3 separate regions of the Homo sapiens genome follow, and regions 1 and 3 are each linked to region 2. A link is an interaction called in ENCODE POLR2A ChIA-PET data of the cell type or tissue named here. Cell type or tissue: PC-9. All regions are shown on one strand. Links, peaks and the distances in the headings refer to the core of each region. The heading gives the core; the rest is flanking DNA.

Region 1 (4,508 bases), core at 1,100-3,599, 240 kb before region 2:
ACTGTTCTGGATGGTACCAAAAACCACACAGTAGAACACTTTATACTTTTGTCTCCCACCTCTGATAATAAATGCAGAATTTGGCATAGTCAAAATGTTACAAAAGGTTTGTACAGCATCAAAAGACCTTGGATTGCAAATTTTACAGGTAAGAGGCAATGACCAGGTTAGCAACCAGTCAAGAACATTCATGAGCAAATGCTGGTCTAGTCTGAAGGGCCATCTTGGGTACACTTGGGCACAACTGGTGCTGGGCTGAACATGCCACTCAGGAGTTTTTACTGGAACACAGGCATGTAGAAACACATCTAGAAGGATATAGGTGTCAACATCCAGAAGGATACAGGTGTCAACAGATAAGATTATGCTCATAATTAGAAAATAGAATTCATTGAGCATCTGCAATATGCCAGGAGCTTTGTATACATTATCTCATTTGTTTGTCACAATAATCTTATGAAATGAATACTATTGTATTTCCCATTTTACAGACAGCATAGCTTAAACTCAGAGAAGTCAAGTACAATTCTCAAGGTCATTAAGTGGTAAGAACTGGAAGATAAGGTCAGGTTTGTCCAATCTATGCTTCCTCCCAACTTAAGTAGCTTCATCACATGCAAACAATGATCATGGTGGCTTATGGGACACCAATTAATCTGACAAGAGCTCCTTCGAGGCTGTGACTTTATAATTTTTAGAATTAACTGAAAGAGTGGCAAGTTGAGCATTCAATTTGCAAGTCATGCTATGTTTGGAATTAGGAGGGATAACCCCTTTTCCTTCCCAAAGGGACTGACAAGCATACCAAGAGGGGGTGGGATTTCTGGAACTCTGTGAAGTTAACAAGAAGGGACTTGGAAAGTTAGAAGAAGGAGGGGGAGCTGCATTCCAAGCATAGCTCATGGTATGAGAAAGCACCAAATTTGGAATGGGACGAACAGATGAAGAAGGTGTCAAGTTCTCTGGGGAGGAGTGGAGGGTACTAGACACCAAATACAGGGTAAAACTCTGGCAAGATGCTGTGGTGACTTATCTGAGCCTAAAACAAAGGAGAACCATCCCAGAATCCTAGAAATCTCCCTTCCCCCAAATCAATGAAGGGAAGTTTCATAATGATGGACAGAGTCCCAGATGGAAATTGACTACCTGTTCTACAGAAAGGTCTTCAATTCTAACAGAGAACTCTCTGATCGCAGGAAAAGCTATCTCAATTTCAATGACTTGTCCACTGACAGAAAATAGTGTAAGAAGGGCTCACTCTGGGGGAGTGAGAAGTAAGGCATTAGAGGAGGAAAGATGATAACTGAGTGGGAAGAAAGAAAATCATGAAGGACCAACAGGAGGCACCTGGGTCGCAGCCCAGGGAGCATTAATGATCCTACCTCCAGTTTTAGGGGCACAATACTTAATCCGACCCAGAAGGTGGAATGCAACAACCTCCCTCTCCTCCCCTCCCACCCCAGAGGCATTACCGCAGCAGATAAACAACTGGCATGACCCTCCAATAGAAAGCAAGATCACCTTTGCAGCAGAAGTGGCCCTGCCAGCTGCCCTTCTTCTTTCCGTGGGGACAGACACTGTTTTCCCTGGGGAGGCCAGAGAGCTGCTGAGTCTTCATTTCCTGAAGGGTTGGGCCAGATTTGGGAGCTCATGGGAGTTATAGAACTGCTTTTTCTAATTTACAAGTTCTAAAGTCTTGTTCCTGGTCACTTCCTTCTCAAAAGCGAAGGGCGCAGAGGCTCCTGTGGAAACACCTTCCCTTGTGAAGTCTGCACAGAGTCCTCACAGAGCCTCTGGAGTGGCTACCTTCCATGTGCTGGCTACCACCGTCTTCTTCCAGGGAACTCCACAAGGCTCCTGGCTCCCAGTCAAGCAGCCGCCTTTGTGTCTGTTCTTTTTCCACCCCCACCTCCCCAAGTATGCCTTCTCTAGTGGGATAAATTTAGCTCTGAATGAATGCAGAAAGAAGAACACATTAAAGTAAACACAGACCAAACAGCATTCAAATATAGGTTTGGCACACACACACAACTGACAAAAGATCCAAGTTTTTCTGTTTCCTTCTCTTCTGCTTATCTCTGTTTCTCCCATCTCATCCTCTGACTGCTACACTCTTTTCTGCGTGTATTTAAGCTAATTAGATATGTAGATCAGAATGTGGGGCTGTTGGTCTTCAAACCCCATGAAGGGGAAATCACTGGAGTGACTGAGAAACATCAAGGAGTGAATGAGAGCCCCAGGTGGTGCTGGCATTTTCATTTACTGGCTTGATCATCTTAGAAACCCTTCCAAAAACTTGAAAGCATATTTTATCTTATGTGTTAGCACAACCTTTTCTCCCGGTGCACTGAGTCTACAGTGGCTATAGAATGTTGCAAGGTCGGGCCGGGTGTAGTGGTTCATGCCTGTAATCCCAGCACTTTGGGAGGCCGAAGCGGGCGGATCACGAGGTCAGGAGATGGAGACCATCCTGGCTAACACGGTGAAACCCCATCTCTACTAAAAAGACAAAAAATTAGCCGGGTGTGGTGGCGGGCGCCTGTAGTCCTAGCTACTTGGGAGGCTAAGGCCGGAGAATGGCGTGAACCTGGAAGGCAGAGCTTGCAGTGAGCCAAGATCGTGCCACTGCACTCCAGTCTGGGTGACAGAGCAAGACTCCATCTCAAAAAAAAAAGAATGTTGCAAAGTCTTTTTTTTTTGATATGGGGTTCTCATTCTCTCATCCAGGTTGGAGTGCAGTGGCACGATCATGATTCACTGCAGCCTCGACCTCCTGGGTTTAAATGATCCTCCTGCCTCAGCCTCCTGAGTAGGTGGGACTACAACCATATGCTGCCACACCTGGCTAATTTAAATTTTTTTTTGTAGAGGTAGGGTCTCACTATGTTGCCCAGGCTGGTCTTGAACTCCTGGCCTCAAGCTATCCTCCCACTTCAGCCTCCCAAAGTGCTGGGATTGTGGGCATGAGTCACTGCACCTGGCCTGCAACACCTTCTAAACATCTTCCCACCAACCAGTCAGCATGTCCCTAAGCCCTACTTTTGAAGTATTTTATTTCACTGTAGTTCTTCACTCTCACAGCATTTGTAGTTCTCAGAGCACTTTCTCATTCACGAACTTTAAACTTATAAGAATCTAATGGGACTAGTTAGCTATCCCTGTTCCCAGTTTACAGATGGAAAACCTATTCCCATTTTACAAATAGAGAACCTCAGTTCAGAGCAGGCAAGTGACTTGTACAAAGTCACACAGCAAGTGGCAGAGTTAGGATTAGGACCTAGGATTGATACTTTGTCTTATGTTCATTCCACTCTACCATGAGCTGCTTTGGGGAAAGGCAGTTTGTCCGGGAGGCCCTGGCTGGGAGGGTCACACATTAGTAATGAGCAATTTTTGAGACTGGCTAGGATCCATTTAGTCAATATATGGAGGGTGTGCAAGGGGCAGTTGAGACCTCTGTCATTCCCAAAGGTGTCAGGCAGGCACAGCATCCATAGGTGGTAGGAGCTGAAGCTAGGCTTTCCCAATTTCATTATTCATTCCCCAGCCAGCAGGGTGGACAGGATTTAGTAGGCAGGCCACCATCCCTCCACTGCCAACCCCGCAGGAAATTTCTCTCTTGTCAGCAGTGCTGACTTGCAGAATGTACACGGCATTATTGAAACATGGTTAACAATGAAAGTGTTGATGGCCACGCTACCAAAAGGGATTCCAAGCTGACGGAGCACATCGTGGTCATTGTGCTAAGGTAAACCAGACTGGCCCCTAAGCTCTCTGAGAAACCAATGACCTGACTGTGTCTACTGGCATCAGATAACCAGGCTGGAGTAGAACCTGGCCTTCCCAAAGACTTTCTAGTTTGTAGCTAATTCATAGCCAAACCTAGAATTGTTTCTACCACAGAGCACCTTCAATATGTAGGCATGTAGCTCTCTTCCTAATACTCAAAAATTAAGCTGTTCTTCCCATATTTTCCTAGGATTTAATCTATCTCCTCTTAAATTTTTAAATTCCTTCTTATTTATAATTGTTAGATTGACCCACACTAAAAGATAAGACTGTAGATGTCTAAGAATCATTAAAAGCAGAGTCTAGTAAAGGTGTTTCTAGATAATAAATGACATAGGGCAGAATCCTCTTGTTTAAAAGATGGAAAATGAGAAGTACTGACTAATGGGAGGAATGTTAAGAATACCGATAGCTCAACCCTTAAAAAAAAAAAAGCCTACATAAAAGGGTGGATAAAATGAAGTCATTCACTTAAGTTGGTCCATGGCATTTTTCATGAAGCAATGATTGGGTTGAGTGATCAAGATTACCATTTCCAGAGCACCTACCATGGCCAATCACAAGCCTTTTACATCTGTTAACCTTATTTATTACAACATCCCTGTGAGAGGGCTGAGATTCCAACTTGTCTTCAGAGTTCCTGTCTTTTCTGTGTCATATCTACCTCCTACTTCCTAATCCTACTTTTCAAAACTTTTGTCATTAACAGGACTACCACT
Region 2 (4,508 bases), core at 1,293-3,792:
CCCTTTGGCCAAAGCAAACATCAGTGAGACAGGGAAGATCATTTCTCCCACAGCAGGAGAGGAGGAGAATGAATATTTGCTGAACAGTAATTCAGACTCTTACATAAGTGAAGTATCATCTGATTGTCCATCATGCCCAACATCTGTGTCTCTCTGCCAGCCAAATCCAACAGGTATCAAAAGTGGCTTAAAGCAGGAGGGGTTATTAGTCGGTTAAAAGCAAAGCATGTCAAGGAAATAATCTATTCATGTAGGAGCAAAGATTTTTCTTCTATAAACTTGCATTTAAGATAAAGCTGACAATCTCCTTGCAGCAATTCCTTGAGAAGAAAGTGTAGAACAAGGCACAACACTCCTCTGACCCAATTCCTGCAACCTAGTCAGAGAGGACAACTATTTGCACCATGAATTGAATTATAGCCAAACAGGTCTTGAGTAATTCATTGTGCATATATCCTATGAAATGAAGCTCTCAAGGACCCAGAATGTAAACTTTAAAAAGTAACCAGTGTTAATACATTAAAATTTCATTAATTTCGTATTAATTTACTTAAAGCATCATGTAATTTCAAGTAATTATTAGTCATTCATCACCTTTTGTTCAGTTGATTCTTACTAGAAATGCTGGAGTATGGCAATCTTACACATCTCTGGGTTCTTGATTTAGCACAGAGGCTGGTAGAGTACATCTCATGGGACAAACTAGCTGTTTTTGTAAATAAAGTTTTATTGGAACATACTCATGCTCATTTGTTTCTATGTTGTCTGTAGCTGCTTTCACTCTACAAGGGCAGATTGAGAAGTTGCAACAGAAATGCTATGAACTCAAAGCCTAAAATATTTACTATGTGACGAGCAGAAGAAAGATGGCCAATCCTGATTTAACATAATGCTAGACAGTTGAAATTTTGGAATTTGGGTTATTCACACAGTTCTGGGATGAATATTGTTCTTGAGCTATCCTTAGATAACTATCTAAATACTTAGAGAAAAGTATTTTTTTAGGAAAATCAATAATGTAAACAAATATTACACAGATAATTTTAACCTCCTTAAGAAAATAATCTTTTTAATACATTAGGTTATGAGCACTTATTTCTAAACAGTTATTATACCAATCATAAAATTTGTATTTGCTTGTTAAAGGAGACTCTGAAAAACTCTATCAAATATTGCTTTATTAACCTTTAAGGAGATGATTATTCTTGCAATAAACCTACGGTTTTTAAAAATATACACTTGCCAGTTGGGCACAGTGGCTCACTCCTGTAATCCCAGCACTTTGGGAGGCTGAAGTGGGCACATCACGTGAGGTCAGGAGTTCGAGACCAGCCTGGACAACATGGTGAAACCCTGTCTCTACTAAAAATACAAAAATTAGCTGGGTGTGGTGGCACATACCTGTAATCTGAGCTACTTGGGAGGCTGAGGCCAGAGAATCACTTGAACCTGGGAGGTGGAGGTTGCACTGAGCCAAGATTGCACCACTGCATTCCAGCCTGGGCGACAGAGCGAGACTCTGTCCTCTGTCTCAAAAAAAAAAAAAAAAAAAAAAAAATGTATATATATATATATATATATATATATATATATATATATATATATACACACACACACATATATCTTGCCATTTCTTCAAACTTTTCACCAATGTAGATCATTTTAACTCTATTCACGTACATAACTGCATCTGAATTAGTACAATTTTACTATATTGTGTTTAAAGATATTTCAAAACACCACACTGGCCCCTGATCTTTTCTTTGATATTAGAAAAAACAAAATCTTGTGTCTTGCCGGATGTCCACTCTTGGAGACAATCGGGTAGCTTTAGAAGAAAGAAACATTAGCATTTCTAAAGACTTGGAGAGAGAACATGGGCAGATTTTAAAAGTGACGACACATTCTTAGTTATTTCCAGTAGATATATTGAGAACACAGAAAAATCTGGAGTCATATCTATTGGGTATTGAATTAGATGTGTGTATTTCTGTGTTCTGGGATTCACTTTAAAGCCCCAAATGAGTCTCAATATGAGGCCTGAACTGGAGAAGAAGAAGAGTTCGTGGAGAAGAACAGAAGGGTGGCTTACACCTGTAATCCCAACACTGGGAGGCCAAGGTGGGTGGATCACCGGAGGTCAGGAGTTCGAGACCAGCCTGGGCAACATGGTGAAATCCCCATCTCTACTAAAAATACAAAAATTAGTCAGGTGTGGTGGCGGGTGCCTGTAATCCCATAATCCCAGTTACTTGGGAGGCTGAGGCAGGAGAATTGCTGAGGCAGGAGGCGGAGGTTGCAGTGAGCCGAGATCATGCCATTGCACCCCAGCCTAGGCAACAAGAGTGCAACTTGGTCTCAATAAATAAATAAATAAACAAACAAATAAATAAAAATGAAAAGAAGAAGACGAAGAGTTCATCCCAGCCTCTTCTCCACCCTGGGCTAGGAATAGCTCTCTATAAGATATAGGATTTAGACAATGGATCCTAAATTGGAGATTAGGTAAAAACAAAAGAAGTGCTCCAGGACTACACTTCTGAAAGGAAGTTTTCCTAGCCCAGTAACTGCAAGATAGGTATAGAGCTATAGGTCATCATCAGCTCCCTTTACAAGTCACATGGGATTGTAATCTGAGCAATAACAACTGTGTATCCATGTCAGCTGAATGACTTGGCTCAAATGGCACTTCTTTTTTTTCTTTCAGGAGTCGGGTGGGAGAATGTGCTGCTAAAGGAAGGTGAGTCAGCCTCGAACGCCACAGAAACATCCGGCCCAGACATGACTATCAAGGTAAGGGATTCTCTTCAGGTTGATTCTCAAAGTGTATCTCTAGAGTAAAGGCAGCCGATGGCAGGTTTTTCTGGGGGCAAAATGAACACTACCAATCCACCTTGCTAGAGTTCTCTCTCTACTCACTGAGGTCTTAGGGAGGCAACCGTACATAAGATTTTCTGAAATTTGGGATCTGGTCTACAGCCGTACCACCCTGAATATGCCCGACCTCGTCTGAAACTTGGGATCTGGATTAGGAAACTGCTTGAAAACCAGAATCTAAGATGTGATTTCCAATGGGCCTGTCGTAGGGTCTTCAGTGAATATCTACACGTAAGCTATTTGTAAATGGTAACCCCAGTGGGCACAGTGGAGCAAATCTGAAAATTCTGATCTGAGAATTCAGGCCCCACTGTGCATTGTGAGGAAAGGTCAGAGAGGCATAAAGTAGCTTTGATCTTGGCTCAAGATTTCCACTGATGTCAGCAGGAAGGCAGCACATGGCCCACTCCAGCTGAAACACTAATGGCCAAAGGTTTACAAAATGAGTCATCTAGAAATCCACTTAACTATCACTGTTCAAATTAAATGCATCAATTTGTAAGCACTGGCCAGAATAAAGAATCTGTAGCAAAAGTTATCAGAGGTGCCACCATTTCCCCTCTGTTACGGGATTAAACACAAAGGAATGATCTTCCTCTCTTAGAACTCTGCTAACATATTAGTTAACAAAGGATGGGGGTGGGAGGGCTTTCTAACATTCTTGCTTGAATGATTATAATTTGAATATATGCTACTTATGAATTTTTCTTTGAAAAATAAGAAGTAATGTCTTATTTTATATAGAGCTGTAACTGGAGATATTTCTTTTTTTTTGAGACGGAGTCTCTCTCTTTTGCCCAGGCCGGAGTGCAGTGGTGCGATCTCGGCTCACTGCAAGCTCCGCCTCCCGGGTTCATGCCATTCTCCTGCCTCAGCCTCCTGAGTAGCTGGGACTACAGGCGCCAGCCACCGTGCCTGGCTAATTTTTTGTATTTTTAGTAGAGACGGGGTTTCACCGTGTTAGCCAGGATGGTCTCGATCTCCTGACCTCGAGATCCGCCTGCCTTGGCCTCCCAAAGTGCTGGGATTACAGGCATGAGCCAAACTGGAGATATTTCTCTCCTGGATCTATTAGTAGAAGTTGTACAAAAGAATATACAGCATGGATTTATTCAAGTTTTCTTTTGTAATGTGAAGGCTAAACTTGTGTTGTCTATGTTACAAATGGTAGAGAAAGCAAGCAAATGTTACCATAGTAAAGCTAAATGAAAGATAGGATAGTAGCCTGATTAGTCAAAAAGTCAACTAATCTAAGTGGTAACTATCCAGTGCTGAAAGAACTATCACTACGTTTAGCAGAATTTGTAAGACAATAATATAAATTGCAATGACATGTTGGTGTTTTATTGGCTATTATTGCAATGATTGACAAGTTTCAGTCTATGACCACATTGGACGAAGGGGAATGGGTGCCAATAGTAAAACCTGTTGGATTTAGATTTGTTATCTCAAAATCTGTTATCATCTGGAGAATTAGTTTTTGAGAAGAGTTGCTAGTGGGAGAGAAGACAGCATGTTGCCAGTGTAGCTGCAGATGTGGTACAGACAGACATTCAAGTAGTCAGAAAGACTGGAGTTTGCTTTTATAAAGCAAACGGCATATTCCTTTTTTTTTTTTTTTTTAAGACGGA
Region 3 (4,508 bases), core at 1,100-3,599, 61 kb after region 2:
TTGAGGCTGGACTGTGGTTAGGTGGAAAAAGTCCTTGTTTTTCAAAAATGTACCTTGAAGTATTAGGAATAACGAGGCATTATGTCTGCAAAAAGACTCCAATAGTTCACAAAAAAATTATAAACACACACACGCACATACACATACCATGTAGCATTCTAATTTTTAGAACCAGAAATGAGCTTTTAAAAAGTCACCATAGGCTGGGTGTGGTGGTTCACGCCCGTAATCCCAGCACATTGGGAGGCTGAGGCAGGTGGATCACCTGAGGTCAAGAGTTCGAGACCAGCCTGGCCAACATGGTGAAACCCCGTCTCTACTAGAAATACAAAAACTAGCTGGGTGTGGTGGCGTGTGCCTGTAATCCCAGCTACTTGGGAGGCTGAGACAGGAGAATCTCTTGAACCCAGGAGGCAGATGTTGCAGTGAGCCAAGATTGTGCCACTGCACTCCAGCCTGAGCGACAGAGTGAGACTCCATCTCAAGAAAAAAAAGAAAAAGAAAAAGAAAAAAAAAAGTCACTGTAAGAGATGAATTAGAAGAATGTGTCTTGAATGCGGGCACAATTTATTTTTGTTGTCAATTGACAATCTTGAAAAAATTCTGGCCGAATGTCGGTGTGCCAGCTGTTTCATGCACCAGACCTGTAGTTCACCCCTACTCTTTTACCTGTAGTTCATCCCTACTCTTCTAAGGCTTGAATGGAAAATAATTTCTAATTTGTTGTAAAATTTACCAATTTGGTATTGCTGCTGTAAACAGGATTTTATCTAGGGTTTAGATGCCTTATCTTCAAATTCCACTATCAAGCTAGTACATAAAATTGTTTGAAAACTGAATCAGATGTTTATGTAATTCATAAAAACATATAATTTCCCTCTAATATTTCATTTTTCCTAATTATAAAAATAATGCATGCTTATTATAGAAATGTAGACATAAAAAACTATAAAAAGAAGAAAAGAAAACTCAATCCAAATCTTACCACTCAGAAATGACGTGCCACTGGTAACATTTAGACTTATTTCCTCCTAATATGTATATTTTAAACTGCCCTCATTCTCTTTTTTTCTTTCTTTCTTTTTTTTTAACCTCTATAGTCGCTCCTGTAAAAGCTGCCCCTATGCTTGTAACATTATTCTACAATGGACTTTTGGATCCTAATGTTTTTACTCACTTTAGCATAAGCATTTTCCCATGTAGCAAAATTTCAGATATTTTACCTTTTTATTTTAAAATAATTTTAAACTTAGAAAAGAGTTGCAAGAGTAGTACAAAGAATTTTTGTTTTCTCTTCACTAATTGTTAACATTTCTCATATTTGACATGTTATATAATTTATATATGTCTATATTATATACAGATGCATAATTTTTAATATTTTTTTCTGAACCTTCTAAAAATAAGTTGCAGATATCATGCCCCTTTATATTACTTTATATAGTCTCAAAAGTGTTAAAAAAATTCAGGAAATTTGACATTGATACAATACTATTACCTAATATAAACTTGGTTTTTCAAAATTTGCCAGTTTTTGCAAAGTGACCTCTAGCATTTTTTTACCCCAACACCAGGATCCAATCCTGGATCACACTTTGTATTTTGATATTGTCTCTTTATCACCCTCTAATCTGATAAAGCTCATCAGTCCTTTTTCTTTGTCTTTCATGACATTGACATTTGTAAAGAATATTTTTCCTTCCATGTGAATTAGTCTGGTTTCTACACGTGGTCCTTAATAGCTATAAAATATTCCACCGAATTTTACCTAGATAAATGCTTTATGTTGGTGATTTGATGGTTTCTAGTGTTTATCTTCATAAATAAGGCTGCAGTGAACATCCTTGTATTTATGTTTTATAAACATCCCTGGTTATTTTCTCTCTGATAGAATCCTGGAAATAAAATACTGGGTAAACTAGCATAGGTATATAGGCTCCTGAGGATATATAGGTATATCATATATATTCTACATATATATATATATATATAGGTATATATACCTCCAAAAGGATGCTTTTCAAAAGGATGAAACTGGCAAGAATAAAATCTCACTAGTTGCCAAATGAAACTTCATTTTTGAAACACAGGAGTATAAAATAAAAACTTACAGAATATATCCTATGTTATTATTTTTCAGTTATCTGTAATATTTTGGTCAGATGTGCTTTATTAAGTAAAAATATAGGGTCCCAAATCATGCACACATGATGTTTAGATGCATATGGAAGACCAGCTAGACAAGGCCACCTCCGAGTTTTGTGTGTTGAGCCACTTTTTATGGGTTACTTATTCATTTGAAATTGATCCTGGCATCTGTCAAGGTAACATTACAGTATCACTGCTTGGGGCTCCCTTTCACTTGCCTGTATGGATAGAGCTTTAATGTTTATTTCGTGGGCAATTCATAACCTGTAGCACATGAAGGAGGCTGTCACGCAATGTATACCACCCCTGTGGTAGGCCCAGGACCGGCGTTTGTCTCAAACAATTCCAGTAGGCCTTTTATTCAGTGAAGTGGATAGATTTGGTGGATACCACTCAGTGAGTCAGAGTTTTGGAATCAATGTTCTCCATAGCTCATAGCATAAGCTCTGGAGCCTGACAATCCTGGGTGTGATTCTCAGCTTAACTACTTGCTGTGTGACAACAAGCAAATCCCTTAACCTCTCTGAGCCTTGGTTCCTTTATCTGTAAAAGGAAGACTGTAGTCGTACTCCTCTAATAGGGCGATACCCTATTAGATGTGGATGAAATACAATAACAAATAGGAAGCCTTTAGCATGTTACTTGGCACATTGCAAGTACACATTCAGTGATAGCTTTCATAATTACTATAATAGTACATTCATTTCGAGGTTGTACATTGACAGTGAGCAAAACACTTTAACATCTTGTGACGTGGGCAAGTTCTCCCATTTGACAGATGAGAAACCTTAGACAGAAAGCGGGTTATATGAACTAACAAAGCCATGTGTCAGGTAAACGGTGAGGCTGGGCATTAATCTCACGTCTCTGACTCATGGGTCAGCGGGTCAGGGCTCTCTCTTCAGGATATCCAGTGACTGTTCCATAACTCGTTACCTGGAAGTCCAATGCTGTTTGGGCAAATTTTGAATAAACCCAGTGGTTCTCCTACAGATACATCTTGATTTAGAATAGGCATTAGCAAATGTTTTCTGCAAAGGGCCAGACAGAAAATATTGTAGGTCTTAGCCGAGTGCAGTGGCTCACGCCTGTAATCCCAGCACTTTGGGAGGCCGAGGTGGTCGGATCACGAGGTCAGGAGTTCGAGACCAGCCTGACCAACATGGTGAAACGCTGTCTCTACTAAAAATACAAAAATTAGCTGGGCGTGGTGGTGTACGCCTGTAATCCTAGCTACTCAGGAGGCTGAGACAGGAGAATCGCTTGAACCCAGGAGGCAGAGGTTTCAGTGAGCCGAGATCGCGCTACTGCACTCCAGCCTGGGTGACAGAGTGAGACTCAGTCTCAAAAAAAAAAAAAAAGAAAGAAAGAAAATACTGTAGGCCTTGCAGGCCATATGGTCTCTGTTATAACTACATTTCTCAACTTTGCTGCTCAAACTTGAAAACAGCCTTAGACAATATGTAAATGAATAGGCGTGGCTGTGTTATAATAAAACTATTTACTAGAACCAGCGGCGACCAGATTTGGCACATGGGCTGTCTTTATCAACCCCTGATTTAGACAGGGTGTATTCTGGCAGGGGGCACATGCATTTCATTATATTAGTTACATGACAACCTTCTTTTGAGTTCTTAGACATAGTGAAGAACACTCCAGAACCTTGAGTCTGGCATGTAGTAGGTATTTGGTCACTGTTTGCTGAATACAGGAAAGCTTCTCTGTCTATATTTTCCTATGGTGAATTTTTCTGAATTTATGTATTCTTATCTATTTTTAAATAACTGTTTTATTTTAGCACTTATGAATTTTTAAGTTTTGTTTTTGTTTCACATTGTTCTGAAAGGACATTAAAAGCAGATCGGGAAAAGAGCATTTAGCCCCAAATGTAGGTTTAAACATATTTTCAGATATTCTTAGTGTTTGTCGTGTATCAGTTTGTTATTTTATTTTCATTCTCTTGCACTGAGGGTAATTTCCAATAAAAACTCTGGAGAATTTAGACAGCTTTTGTTTTAATTAGGAAGCTATTTCACTTGCACTCTTGTACTACTGTTGACTCAAATAATTAACAGTAATGGCTGAATAATTTGTTCTTTAAAAGTAAACAACCTCCCTTTGTAATCTAGAAAAGAATCAGCTGGTGATACACATGGAGTGTTTGCTCCAAGAACATTTCTCATGGTGTGGAAAATGGCAGTGGTGGCCTCCTGGCTTTCAGGCTGAAATACATTTAGCTGATCTTTGTCGGCAAAGGTGTCCAACAATAGCAACTGCTTATGACAACTAATTTTAGGAAACGTGTGTAGTTAATTTGAAATATCGCCCTGGGCCGTTCAACCTTGGCTGAATAAGGATGT

Evidence for each region. ChIA-PET counts read pairs that join two places held together with the same protein. Peaks named below come from ENCODE experiments on the same cell type or tissue, not always from the same donor. Only the 100,000 strongest peaks of a DNase experiment are listed, where the experiment ranks them.
Region 1: POLR2A ChIA-PET joins it to region 2 with 6 read pairs; 2 of 35 experiments call an interaction of 5 or more read pairs at or near these places.
Region 3: POLR2A ChIA-PET joins it to region 2 with 5 read pairs; 2 of 35 experiments call an interaction of 5 or more read pairs at or near these places.

The regions. Positions count from the first base shown.
Region 1 is chr9:109,770,454-109,774,961 of GRCh38, forward strand. It overlaps PALM2AKAP2-AS1 (PALM2AKAP2 antisense RNA 1), which reads right to left and starts at 1,818. Exons shown (of 3, transcript NR_171891.1): 1 at 1,522-1,818. It also overlaps a transcript of PALM2AKAP2 not described here. In PC-9, for the core only: no CTCF peak of the experiment used is centred there; no DNase peak of the experiment used is centred there.
Region 2 is chr9:110,013,247-110,017,754 of GRCh38, forward strand. PALM2AKAP2 (PALM2 and AKAP2 fusion) reads left to right here. Exons shown (of 11, transcript NM_007203.5): 7 at 2,708-2,793. Among named protein-coding and RNA genes, the nearest start is that of C9orf152, 190 kb to the right of the region's middle. In PC-9, for the core only: no CTCF peak of the experiment used is centred there; a DNase peak (open chromatin) is centred at 2,685; H3K27ac peaks cover 1,411 bases.
Region 3 is chr9:110,074,520-110,079,027 of GRCh38, forward strand. The region is part of intron 7 of PALM2AKAP2 (PALM2 and AKAP2 fusion); the gene reads left to right. Among named protein-coding and RNA genes, the nearest start is that of C9orf152, 130 kb to the right of the region's middle. In PC-9, for the core only: no CTCF peak of the experiment used is centred there; a DNase peak (open chromatin) is centred at 2,532.